Linked DNA regions of Homo sapiens: region 1 is linked to region 2. Evidence: read pairs that join two places in POLR2A ChIA-PET (ENCODE). Cell type or tissue: Panc1. All regions are shown on one strand.

Region 1 (2,500 bases), 240 kb after region 2:
ACGCATGTCATCTTACAAATCCCTCTTCCCACTGACAGATATTCAGGCTGGGGCCATTGGTCTTTATCAGACTGGAAAACTGAAGCTCTGATCTGTGGCACTTGTGTTAAGAAGGATGCCCCCTCTACACACACTCATATTACTACTAGTGTGGCACTGGGTGGCTAAGCCTAGCAACAGACTTCCTCCATTCCACAATGGCATTAGGTTAGTGATCAAAATGTACTGACCATCAAAGCCACATTTACTAGGTCCCTGCTGATTTTCAGGTCCTGTGTGTGGAGGGACATAAAGGTGATCAAGACCAGAACCTGTCCCCAAACAGCCTCCAGTCTGGTAGAAGCACTTATGTACTAGAGAAGAATTCCTCTCTCTAAAGCATCCCCTAAGACCCTGCTTGACGCCAGGCTGACAGGAGGGGCGGAGGACAGAACTGAAACAGAAGTAGCCCTTTACCTTGAGGACCTTACAGACTGGCGAAGAGAGACCAAAAACCACCGGCCAGAATCACCCAAGGCAGCGAGAGAATTTCCCCCCAGGACAAAAGTATGAGCCAGGGGTGGGGAGGACAGAAGGACGTGTTCCATTCTAAAACAGTGAGCAGGGACTGTGGACCCACATTGCTCTGGGCTCAAATCACGACTTTTAGCACGGTTTTTACCTCTAGGTTCGTTGTGAGGGCTAAATGAATTCATATAAGTTAATTCAAGCTTGTGCATGCTTAGATAGTAAGCGCTGTGAACGCCAGCCAGTCTTATTCAAATATAGGGAAGGGAGGGTCACTTTTACTTTTAAAAAATAATAAAAGTAAAAGCCCGCTGAAGGGAAGCTTTAGATGAAGACGCGAACAAACCTGCCGCCACCGATCTAAATTAGAGGGCGAGGAGGGGCGCCGGGAAGCAGCTGGTGATGGACGTGCGCGCGCCCGAGGCCCCTTTACGTGCACGCGCCCGCTACCTGGTCTTGCCGAAGGCGTGACCGTAAAGGGGCCCGGCTCTGTCGTGAAAGGGCCGCAAAAAGGCCGAGGGCGAGTTGACGGCTGCGACTCCATTTTGTAGGCCGCTTATTTGTGTGCATCCACGGCGATTCTTCCCGCAGAGTTGTGAAGCGAAAGGCTTACAATTAAAAGGAAGAAAAAAAAATAAAGATAATTCGGGAGTACAATTGACAAAGCGTGTGGGTCGCTCAGCCTCCAGCAGTAACTGCTGATCTCCAGTTCTTGGAGGGTTCCGGTGAGAAGAACGCCCCTACTGCGGTACTGAGGAAGCGGCAGGAGGAGATGCGGCCCCTGGACATAGACGAGGTGGAAGCGCCTGAGGAAGTGGAGGTGCTGGAGCCCGAGGAGGATTTCGAGCAGTTCCTGCTCCCGGTCATCAACGAGATGCGCGAGGACATCGCGTCTCTTATACGCGAGCACGGGCGGGCGTACCTGCGGACCAGGAGCAAGCTGTGGGAGATGGACAATATGCTTATCCAGATCAAAACGCAGGTGGAGGCCTCGGAGGAGAGCGCCCTCAATCACGTGCAGCACCCGAGTGGCGAAGCCGACGAGAGAGTGTCGGAGTTGTGCGAGAAGGCTGAGGAGAAAGCCAAGGAGATTGCGAAGATGGCAGAGATGCTGGTCGAGCTCGTCTGGCGAATAGAGAGAAGCGAGTCTTCTTGAAGGAGGAGATCGGTGGTAAGGTCGGAAACTAGCTGGAGCTTGGATGAAACTCAGTAGTCGCCCTAAGCATGGTTAAACCGCGCCCTGTAAAAAGTTATGTTCTAGGCCTGCATCCCCCATTTTATTGCATCAAAAATTGAGCATTGGGAACAAAGTTGGGGTCAAGAGGAAAGAATGCGTGCTGGTTTTGTTAGGCGTTAGTATACCGTTTTTTTGTGGCCTCTCCCTCCCACGCTGTTAATTAGAGAAAGATAACAGTAACTTCGGTTTTGTTTTTGTGAAACATAAAAGTCAATTCTAATAGGGCAGTCGCCAGAAGTAGACCTGTCTAGGCACTAAGGGAGTTTGGGGAAAGCCAAAGAAGACCTAGGCCATAGAGCACAGTGGAACGCAGGCTGAGAACGCAGGGAAGGAGAAATAAAGAGTAAAGCCAGAGGCCATTACCTGAAATTTCCAGATTGTTCTATGAGACAGGTATGTCAGAGGACCGTGTCTCAAAGAAGTGGCATTCTTCTGGGTGGTTCACATTTATTTTTAACATCAGGATATGGAACTTTGAGAGTCAATGTCTTCATGGTAAATTTCTCCCAATTGTGCTTTAGGTTCACAGCTGAGGACTGTAGTCAACTGGTAAGGATGAACTGACACCTTGAGGAAACTGAAACAGCTTGTCATTTTCTCTGTTTTGTTTTTGTATGTTTTTTACCCCGATGTAACAGTCTCCCTTATGGTCAGTGATTGATGACCTCGATATGGATTTAGATTATCAAATGTGTTTGGTTTTGGAAATATAACTTTTGTCAAAGAAATACTCTCAGAAGAGAAATGGGGCTTAAT
Region 2 (2,500 bases):
GACCTGGAAAAGCGCCAAGCACACAGCACGTCCAGGCTACCTGTCACAAAACCCACCGGGACCTCGGACCTGGAAAAGCGCCAAGCACACAGCGCTTCCTGAGCGTCTGCAGTGTGCCAGGCACTGTGCCTTGTGAAGCAGCGGCCAGGTCTGCCGTTGAGTCACAAGCACAGAACCGTGAAATTAATCCAAATACCTACACTAGAACCATCGCTCTGGATTCCCCCTCACTCACTTCAAATGCTGTTGAAGACAAAAACGAAAACCCAGAGCTAACTAACAACCTCATGTCCCCCAAAACTGATCTATTCTTTTTTTTTTTTTTTTTTTTTTGAGACGGAGTCTCGCTGTCGCCCAGGCTGGAGTGCAGTGGCGCAATCTCGGCTCACTGCAGGCTCCGCCCCCTGGGGTTCACGCCATTCTCCTGCCTCAGCCTCCCGAGTAGCTGGGACTACAGGCGCCCGCCACCTCGCCCGGCTAATTTTTTGTATTTTTTTTTTTTTTTAGTAGAGACGGGGTTTCACCGTGTTAGCCAGGATGGTCTCGATCTCCTGACCTCGTGATCCGCCCGCCTCGGCCTCCCAAAGTGCTGGGATTACAGGCGTGAGCCACCGCGCCCGGCCAACTGATCTATTCTTATGGCTGGGCGTGGTGGCTCACGCCTGTAATCCCAGCACTTTGGGAGGCCGAGGTGGGTGGAACACGAGGTCAGGAGTTCAAGACCAGCCTGGCCAAGATGGTGAAACCCCGTCTCTACTAAAAATACAAAAATTAGCTGGGCATGGTGGTAGGTGCCTGTAATCCCAGCTACTCGGGAGGCTGAGGCAAAGAACTGCCTGAAGCTGGAAGGCAGAGGGTGCAGTGGGCCAAGATTGCACCATTGTACTCCAGCCTGGGCAACAGAGCGAGGCTCTGTCTCAGAAAAAAAAAAAAAAAAAAGAAAGAAAAAAATAGTTAGCTAGGCGTGACAGTGGGTGCCTGTAATCCTAGGTACTCGGGAGGCTGAGGCAGGAGAATCACCCAGGAGGCAGAGATTGCAGTGAGCCAAGATCACACCACTGCACTCCAGCCTGGGCGACAGAGTGAGACTCCATCTCAAAAACAAAACAAAAACAACAACAACAAAAAAAAACTAGTCTAAACCACCAGCATGCACTATGGGTTGGTTCCCCTTGGAGCCAACGCCATTCAGTTATGTCAACTAGCCCCTGCAGAATCATCCTCCTCAAGCCCCAGCCAGCATCCTCTAACAGTCAGCTCCATCATCCCTTAAAAAAGAAAACACCTGTCTGTGTGTTTATATGTATGCAAGGCACCAAAGAAGTCTGCTGAGAGGCACAGGATGAGAAGCAGAAAAGGGAATTTTACTTTTATTTCATAGATGTCTGCACTGTGTTTTAAAAAACCAAACAAGCACATATTACTTTTGCAATTTAAAAAACCCTGGACAATCAAGTACAAGAGCTGGCCTGGCAGAGAGTGGTCCTGAGCACCTAGTCTGTGCCTGGCCCAGGGGACCAGAGGGGATGAAACTGACAAAATCCCTGCCCCAGGGCAGCCAACATTTGATTCGGGGAGGGGGCCAATTAATGAATACGATCAAACCCTGTGGTTCTCAAGTGGGGAATCTGGACCAGCAGCGGCATCGCCTGGGCACTGGCTAGAAACACAAATTTCTTGAGTCCCACCCAGACCTATGGAACCATAAACCCCGGGTGGGATCCAGCAATCTCTGGTTCAACGAGCCCTGCAGTGGCTCCGATGCACACCTGGATCTGAGAACCACTGTTCTGAACGGCCGCATGCACTTAGAAAGGTGATTCCTGCTGTCCTACTTAACACTTCTCATCGGTTCCCACTACCCAGGGAGTTTCAAACCACATCTGGTCTAGCACATCAGCTATGGGTGGGGCCCAGAGCAGTCACTCCACAAAGGGGCATAACCACGACAACAGCCTATCAGCCAAAGCCTTCCCAGCCCTGCCGCCTCATCGCCAGTCTCCTTCCCAAATACAGACCCTGCAGCCTCGTGTTCCCATGCCTCTCCAAATCCTTCCTCAACACTCAACAGTCACAATTTATATATTATACCTCAACAACAACAACAACAAAATTAAGTCAATAATTTAGAAACTCACAAAGAAAACTCCAGGTCAAATGGCCTTACTGGTGAAGTCTTCCAAACATTAAGGAAGAAATACACTCACAGAACAGACCTTTCACTAGCCCTCTCCTCCACCATTCCACCCCCTGGGGAAATGTATTAGATCATTCGACAAATTATTTATTGGCATCATTTAATCATAAGAAACAGACTTATTCAACAAGGACTTTCTGATGTCCCTTTGAGGATCATCTGACAAAGTCTGTGAGGGAGGGGGTGTAGGTGAGTACATGAACACATTTTTAAAAATTCCCTTGTGAAAGTGTTTTATTACCTTTTTAATTTTTTTGTTGTTAATGAAAATAAGGTCTCACTATGTTGCCCAGGCTGGACTCG

The links. Peaks named below come from ENCODE experiments on the same cell type or tissue, not always from the same donor. Only the 100,000 strongest peaks of a DNase experiment are listed, where the experiment ranks them.
Region 1: POLR2A ChIA-PET joins it to region 2 with 5 read pairs; 3 of 35 experiments call an interaction of 5 or more read pairs at or near these places.

What each region holds. Positions count from the first base shown.
Region 1 is chr4:6,708,409-6,710,908 of GRCh38, reverse strand. It overlaps MRFAP1L1 (Morf4 family associated protein 1 like 1), which reads left to right and starts at 1,044. Exons shown (of 2, transcript NM_203462.3): 1 at 1,044-1,678; 2 at 2,266-2,500. The coding sequence starts at 1,280. The coding sequence ends at 1,663. It overlaps LOC105378240 (a long non-coding RNA gene), which reads right to left and starts at 974. Exons shown (of 3, transcript XR_001741568.3): 1 at 854-974. RefSeq lists enhancers at 1,080-1,369, 1,393-2,500. In Panc1, no CTCF peak of the experiment used is centred here; a DNase peak (open chromatin) is centred at 1,048; H3K4me3 peaks cover 2,295 bases; H3K27ac peaks cover 2,219 bases.
Region 2 is chr4:6,951,463-6,953,962 of GRCh38, reverse strand. The region is part of intron 2 of TBC1D14 (TBC1 domain family member 14); the gene reads right to left. Among named protein-coding and RNA genes, the nearest start is that of TBC1D14, 43 kb to the right of the region's middle. In Panc1, no CTCF peak of the experiment used is centred here; no DNase peak of the experiment used is centred here; H3K4me3 peaks cover 353 bases; H3K27ac peaks cover 289 bases.